Regions from separate parts of the Homo sapiens genome. Here region 1 is linked to region 2. The links are chromatin contacts, found by Hi-C or POLR2A ChIA-PET in ENCODE. All regions are on one chromosome and are shown on one strand. The core of a region is the stretch at or near the end of the contact, and the rest is flanking DNA. Distances in the headings are between cores, read along the strand shown. Region 1 overlaps LCOR (ligand dependent nuclear receptor corepressor). Region 2 has its middle 44 kb from the start of PIK3AP1.

What was found. Hi-C counts contacts between places; a loop is a spot of excess contacts on that map. ChIA-PET counts read pairs that join two places held with the same protein, here RNA polymerase II (POLR2A). Pooled maps may share reads with other maps.
Region 1: a pooled map of psoas muscle shows a loop between it and region 2 (2.1-fold over the local background). The contact joins two enhancer-like sites. A Hi-C loop is called at or near these places in 1 of 168 maps with a recorded cell type or tissue (K562), 1 of 37 single-sample maps with no recorded cell type and 5 of 50 pooled maps. POLR2A ChIA-PET finds 5 or more read pairs at or near these places in 1 of 52 experiments (activated T-cell).

The regions. Positions count from the first base shown.
Region 1 is chr10:96,888,702-96,892,637 of GRCh38, reverse strand. The region is part of intron 2 of LCOR (ligand dependent nuclear receptor corepressor); the gene reads right to left. Among named protein-coding and RNA genes, the nearest start is that of LCOR, 58 kb to the right of the region's middle. Within about 2 kb of position 2,302, at least 3 of the 41 ENCODE cell types and tissues checked have a DNase peak (open chromatin) inside an H3K27ac peak, as active enhancers do.
Region 2 is chr10:96,762,671-96,766,573 of GRCh38, reverse strand. No RefSeq gene overlaps it. Among named protein-coding and RNA genes, the nearest start is that of PIK3AP1, 44 kb to the right of the region's middle. RefSeq lists a silencer at 599-688. Within about 2 kb of position 2,098, at least 3 of the 41 ENCODE cell types and tissues checked have a DNase peak (open chromatin) inside an H3K27ac peak, as active enhancers do.

The DNA of each region.
Region 1 (3,936 bases), core at 1,053-3,552, 130 kb before region 2:
AGTGGGGCCTTTGGAAGGTGATTAAGAAAATAAGGGCAGTGTCCTCATAAATGGGATTAGTGCCCTTATAAAAGAGGCACCAAGAGAGATCCCTCATCCTTTTGTCATGTGAGAACATAGCAAAAAGACAGTCATCCATGAACCAGAAAGCGGCACCTCACCATACCAAATCTGTCTGTGTCTTGATCTTGAACTTCCCAGCCTCCAGAACTGTGAGAAATAATTTTTTTTATAAGCCACTTAGGCAGCCCAAGTGGACTAAGAAAGGCATTAAGACAAAACTACTTAAAAAGACAAAGGACATTATATAATGATAAGAGTCAATCAAGAACATTTAAGAATTAAAAACATATATGCCCCTAACAACACAGCCCCAAATTCTATGAAGCAAAAATTGACAGACTTGAAGGAAGAAATGGCTCAACAATAATAGCTAGAGACTTCAACACCCTACTTTCAATAATGGGTGGTACAACTAAGCAAAAGATACATAAGGAAAAAGAAGACTTAAACAACACCGTTAGGCAACTAGACCTAAAAGACATATGCAGAACACTCCAACCAACACGAGCAGAATACACATTCTTTTCAAGTGCACTGGAACATCCTCTAGGGCAACACGTTAGACCACAAAAAAACTTGCCGTAAATTTCAAAAGACTGAAATCACACAAAGTATCTTTTCCAACCACAATGCAATGAAGTTAGAAATCACTAACAGGAAAACTGAAAAATTTGCAAATATGTGGAAATTAAACAATACATTCTTAAATAGTTACTCAAAAAAGTAACTACAGGCTAGGTGTGGTGGCTCACACCTGTAATCCCAGCACTATGGGAGGCCGAGGCAGGTGATCACCTGAGGTCAGGCGTTCGCAACTAGCCTGGCCAACATGGTAAAAACCTGTCTCTAACTAAAAATACAAAAATTAGTTGGACGTGGTGGCGTGCACCTGTAATCCCAGCTACTCAGGAGGCTGAGACAGGAGAACTGCTTGAACCTGGGAGGCAGAAGTTGCAGTGAACAGAAATGACACCACTGCACTCCAGTGTGGGCGACAGAGACCCTGTCTCAAAAAAAAAAAAAAAAAAAAAAAAAAAAAAAAAAGAGTCAAGACAGAGTAAGACCCTGTCTCAAAAAAAAAAAAAAAAAAAAGAGTCAGAAAAATCAGTATCAATGAACCCAAAATTTCTCGGAAAAAATCAATATTGACAAACCTTTAACTAGACAGACCAAGAAAAAAGAAGAGAGAAGATTCAATTTACTAAAATCAGGAATAAAACTGGGGACATCTTTACAATCTTATAGAAACAGGAAGGATTACAAGAGAATACCATGAACTATTGTATGCCAACAAATTAGATAATCTAGATGAATGGATAAACCTCTAGAAACTACCAAAACTGACTCAACTAAAAAACTGAAAAGACCTATAACAAGTATGAAAACTGTAATAAAACTTCCAACAAAAAAAACCCCAGGACCATATGGCTTCATTGGTGAATCCTACCAAACATTTAAAGAAGAACACCAATCCTTCCTTCAACTCTTCCAAAAAAAGAGAAAAGGGATGAATACTTCCAAACTCATCCCATAAATCTAGTATTACCCTGATAGCAAAGACAGACATCATCATAAGGAAACTACAGACCAATCTCCCTCACGAATAGAGATGCAAGAATCCTCAAGAAAATACTAGCAAACAAAATTTAGCAGCATATGACCATCCATCATGGAATTATCCCAGAGATGCAAGGCTGGTTCAACATACAAAAATCAATCAGTTGAAAAAAAGTCACCATATTAACAGAATAAAGCGGGGAAAAGAGAAACCTGATCATCTCAGTTGACATAGGAAAAGCACTGGACAAAGTCCAACACCTTTTCATGATAAAAACGCTCAACAATCTAGGAATAGAAAGGAGCTTTTTCATAACCCTGGTTATGAAACAGCTAACATACTCAATAGCAAAATACTGAAAGCTTTCCCCTAATATCAAAAATAAGGCAAGGATGTCTGCTCTTACCATTTCTACTCAACATTGTCTAGAAGTTCTAGCAAGGGTGGTTAGAAAAAAGAAAAAGAAATAAAAGGCATCCAAATTGGAAAGACCAAGTAAAACTACTTTTATAGATGACATGATTTTATATATACATAATTCTAAAGAATCTTTCAAAACACCACCATTAACCTAATAAACAGGTTCAGCAAGGTTGTAGAATACAAGATTAGCATAAGAAAATCAGTTTTAGGCTGGGCAGGGGTGACTCACACTTACAGTCCTAGTGCTTTGGGGAAGTAGAGGTGAGAAGATTGCTTGAGGCCAGGAGTTTGAAATCAGCCTGCACAACACAGCCAGACCCCTTCTCTACAAAATATCTTAAAGGTTAGCCAGATGTGGTACGTAGTCCTAGACTGAGGTGAGAGGATCACTTCACTCCAGGAGTTCAAAGTTACACTGAACTAGGATCATGCCACTGCACTCCAGCTTGGGCGACACAGCGAGACTCCATCTCAAACAAAACAAAACAAAACAAAAAAACTACACGCATACAAAGAAAATAACGAGTGCTGGTAAAGGAAGTGAAGAAATGGGAGCCCTCACACATTGCTGGTGGGAATGCAAAACGGCGCAGATGCTCTGGAAAACAAGTTAGGTGTTTCTCAAAAAGTTAAAAATAGAATTACCAAATGACCCAGCATTCCACTCCTAAGTATATACTCAAGAGAAATGAAAACAGGTGTTCAAACAAAAAGTCATACATGAATGTTCACAGCAGTATTGAACAGCAGCATTATTCATAATAACCTGACAGCGGAAACACTCAAATGTCCACCAACTAAAGAGTGGATAAACAAAATGGAGTACAGCCATCCAATGGAATATTATTCAACCATAAAAAAGAACTGTTAAGGACTCAAAGTTTATGTCACTCCCAAAATTCATGTTAACGCCCTAACCCCAGTGTGGCTGTATTTGGAGATGAGGTCTCTAAGGAAGCAACAAAGATGAAATGAGGTCAGAAGGGTGGGTCCCTGATCTGACAGAATTAGTGTCCTTGTTAGGACAGAAACCAGAGAAGGTGCACACACGCTCGAGATCACTTGTGCTACCTCCCTGCATGAGCACAGAGAAACGGCTGTGTGGGGTTAAAGTGAGAAGGTAGCTACCTACAAGCCAGGAGGAGAGGCCTCAGCAGAAACCAACACTGCCGGACCTTGATCTGTACTTCCAGCCTTCAGAACTATAAGAAATAAGTATCTGTGGTTCAAGCCACTAAGCCTGTGGTATTTTGGTTATGGCAACCTGAGCTGACAACATGAATGAATACTGATACGTACAACATGGATGAACTTCAAAAATATGCTAAATGAAAGCCAGACACAAAAGGCCATATATTGTATGATTCCATTTATATGAAATGTCCAGAACAGGAAAATTCACAGACATAAAGGATATTATGGAGGAAATATGGAAATGGAAGTGACTATGTAATAGGTATGGTCTATCTTTTGGGAGGTGATCAAAATGCTATACAATTAGATAGTGGTAATGGTTGTACAACACTTTGAATATACTAAAAGCTCCTGAATTATACACACCTTAAAATGGCTCAAATGGTGAATTTTAGTTTTTTAAAATGGAGTGAAATAACGGAAGATACAACTTGGATTACTCTCAAATACATGTTGAGTGAATGAAGCCAGTCTCAAATGGTTACACAGTGTATGATTCCATTTATATGACATTCTCTAAAAAACATAACTATAGCAAATGAATGGATCAGAGGCTGCCAGAGGTTTTGGGTGGGGCAATTAGAAAAGACAGCACAGGGAACTTCTTGAGGTCATGAAACTATTCTGTTTCTTAGTTGTGGTGTTGGGTATATAAATTTATACATGAGGTAAAATTCATACAACTGTACACAAAAATG
Region 2 (3,903 bases), core at 849-3,348:
TGGGTTCTAGTGATTCTCCTGCCTTAGCCTCCCAGGTAGCTGGGAGTACAAGCACGTGCCACCACACTTGGCTAATTTTTGTATTTCTAGTAGAGACGGAGTTTCACCATGTTGACCAGGCTGGTCTCAAACTCCTGACTTCAGGGGATCTGCCCGCCTCGGACTCCCAAAGTGCTAGGATTGCAGGAGTGAGCCACTGCGTCTGGCCATGAATGTATAGTTCAAATACCTAGTCCACTGACCTTGCCTTTTAAAACAGTTGTGTCTGGGCTCAGTGGCTCAGGCCTGTAATCTCAGCACTTTGGGAGGCCAAAGCAGGAGGATTGCTTGAGTACAGGAGTTCGAGACCAGCCTGGGCAACATAGTGAGACCCTGTTTCTTCGAAAAATAAAAAAAATTAGCCAGGCGTGGTGATGCCTGCCTGTAATCTTAGTCCTTTGGGAGGCTGAGGCAGGAGGATCACCTGGGCCTGGAAGGTTGAGGCTGCAGTGAGCTATGACTGTGCCACTGCACTCCAGCCTGGGCAACAGAGAGATCCTGTTTCAAAAAAAAAATTAGTCCTCAATTCATTAGGAGTGTGGTTTACATGAATCGCCAGTAAAAGGAACATAGGGCTTGAATAGGCACTTATCTTTACCTGTATCTCACTGCCAGGGTGAAATCTAAAGCATTTATCACTAGTCCGGCTGAGGCACCTTCAGAACAGATGTTGGTGTAGGGTTGGAGCCCCCTGCTGGCAGCCTCCTGCTGTGCGTGACATTACTCCTTTGGGGGAGTCTCAAACGGGGACCCAGGAAGTTACAGGGAAGGGATGATAAAGGCCACTTGGAAGAACTGGGCAGTGACTGTTGATTAACAGTACGTAAAAGTAAGTAAAGGTGTTTCCATTTTAATGCAGCACATGCTGTCTTATTCCCCTGGGAAGACAAGCCTGGTACAAGGAACTGTGTGTGTAGTTTACTGTGGACAGTGGTGATACCAGGGAGCAGGGGTGGAGACTAAGGAAACTGACCAGGGAAGAAGGAAAACCAAGCCAGTCACATTGGTGACTGCAGTGGGCACGGGGGCTTCCATCCCAACAGCAACTTCTGAGGAGTTGTATACAGATAGTGCCTCAAACTGACCACCCAATGGATGAAAGGCAGAAGTTGTAAGTGTTCCCCCATGAACTCCCATCTAGCATTGACAGAGGGTCATCTTGAAGGTTGTAACGCCCTTGCGCTTGTAGGTTTCACATCAGCGAGTGCCGGGGTGCTCCCGCAGGCACGTCGCACCACAGCATCGGAGAACCTTGCGGGGTCAGGGGAAGATGTACAGCGCATGCTTGAGGTGAGGCAGGGCCACAGGAGGTGAGTTGAAGCCTGCATAGAATTGTGTCCTCAAATAATAGCAGGAATCGAGGTGTGGCCAAGAGGATCCAAGGCAGTGCGTGGAGCACCCAACACTTAGGCATTCCTCAAGAACCTTGTGTTCGGCAAAATCAAGCAGTAAGAGTAATAGGGCTTATGGGGAAAATAGGGTTAGAGGCAGATCACTCGTAATCTGTGGAAATCTGTAACCAGAATGCTAATAAAAATAGTGGTTTGCACATAAGGAGATAACTTGGACTGCCCAGACTGCCTCAGTGTGGCTGGAGACTGTCACAGTAGATATTTAAAATGTTCAATGTGATAGAGTGGGAACATGCTGGCAACACTTTAATTAGAGCTGGTCTGGCAAGTGTTGAAAGAGTGCAGATGGTGGTGGGCTCTGAGTGCTAGTCAGGTGGATCCAGGAAGCAGTGCAACCTGGCTGAGAGCTGGGGAAAAGGGCCCTGGGTGTGTGTGCTCATTGCCATTTTCCTAAAATACAGCTGAAAGGGCTCATGCAATTAGTGTAGCAGCTGAGCTGAGCGCTTCTTCCTTCCCTGATGATGGCTATAATTTTACTTCTGCAGTGAGCTGATTCCCATAACAGAAATGTGCATTCTAGCAGAACAAATGTCTTTCTGGGTCTCACTGTATGGTGAGACTGTGGTGCATACTGATTAAGTATTGGCCCATTTCACTGCTCCCGTGGGCTTGGCTTGCTCCATGCTGATACCGCACTTCCTCATTTCAGCCCTCAGACTCTGAGCCATTGCCCACCAGGTTTCCAGATGCAGTACCCTCTGTAGCTCCTCACCTGCCATTTCGAATCCTGTTTATTGACAGGTGTTAATGTGGACAGCCTATTTATTAATGAACTTCTCCGGCTTAATTTATAAGCCTTTCTCCTCCCATGAGAATGTTCCCCATTTCCCTCATAACTGCCCCCATGAGAATCCCTGATGAGTGAGCTCTGGTGCTTGGACTCCATCTCCCTCTCTTGCTTCAGATGTACCCATTATACATCAAAATGAGCTGCATAGGAGGCCAGCTGCCTCCTGTAATCCCAGTGGCTCACACCTGTAATCCCAGCACTTTGGGAGGCTGAGGCGGGTGGATCACCTGAGGTCAGGAGTTTGAGACCAGCTTGGCCATCATGGCGAAACCCCGTCTCTACAGAAAATACAAAGATTAGCTGGGTGTGGTGGCGCATGAGAATCACTTGAACCTGGGAGGCGGAGGTTGCAGTGAGCCGAGATCATACCACTGCACTCCAGCCTGGGAGACAGAGAGACAGAGCCAGACTCCTAAAAAAAAAAAAAAAAAAAAAAAAAAAACAGAGCTGCATAGGGATGAAGGAGATGAAAAACAAAGCTACCAGTAAAAAAGCAAGTCAGTCATTTATCACAGCTATGGTAAACAATCATTTTTCTAATTATTGAACAAATAAAAGAATAACAGTAATAATACAATGATGTAACTACTTTTATGAGTTGCTATGTGCCAGGTGCACTTTATGCATTATCTCTTTTTTTTTTTTTTTTTTTTGAGACAGAGTCTCGCTCTGTTGCCCAGGCTGGAGTGCAGTGGCGCAGTCTCAGCTCACTGCAACCTCCTCCTCCCGGGTTCACGCCATTCTCCTGCCTCAGCCTCCTGAGTAGCTGGTATTACAGGCGCCCACCACCACGCCCAGCTAATTTTTTGTATTTTTAGTAGAGACGAGGTTTCACCATGTTAGCCAGGATGGTCTCAATCTCCTGACCTCGTGATCCACCCGCCTCAGCCTCCCAAAGTGCTGGGATTACAGGCGTGAGCCACCGCGCCCGGCCTGCATTATCTCATTTAATCCTTATAAGACATTGTGTGCTCAGTGCCATTATTAGTGATATCAGGTTTTTACAGATGGGAAGAAGGCTTAGAGAGGTTATGTAATTTGCTCAGTCACCCAGAGTGGCAGAGCAGGAATAAGAGTGTTAGAATTTGAATTCATACATTTCTAACTATTTTCTACTACCTTCTAGCATAAACCAATAAATAATACAGGAAAAATTGAGCTGCTAGGACATGGTAAAAAATAAGAGTATATACAAAATCTATAAATACGGAAAGGAAGAGATTAGAGGAAATAGCTGCAGCAGATATGATAAAGAATCAGCAAATGCTCTTATTAAATTTATGATTAAGAGTATCAAGAAGCTGGGCAGGCGCGGTGGCTCACACCTGTAATCCCAGCACTTTGGGAGGCTGAGGAGGGCAGATCACGAGGTCAGGAGATTGAGACCATCCTGGCTAACACGGTGAAACCCCATCTCTACTAAAAATACAAAAAACAAAATTAGCAGGGCATGGTGGCGGGTGCCTGTAGTCCCAGCTACTCAGGAGGCTGAGGCAGGAGACCCGGGAGGCGGAGCTTGCAGTGAGCCGAGATCGCACTACTGCACTCCAACCTGAGCGACAGAGTGAAACTCCATCTCAAAAAAAAAAAAAAAAAGTGTCAAGAAGCCAATTACAAACAGACAAGGACACAGACAATATACAGAAAAGAAAATACAAATTT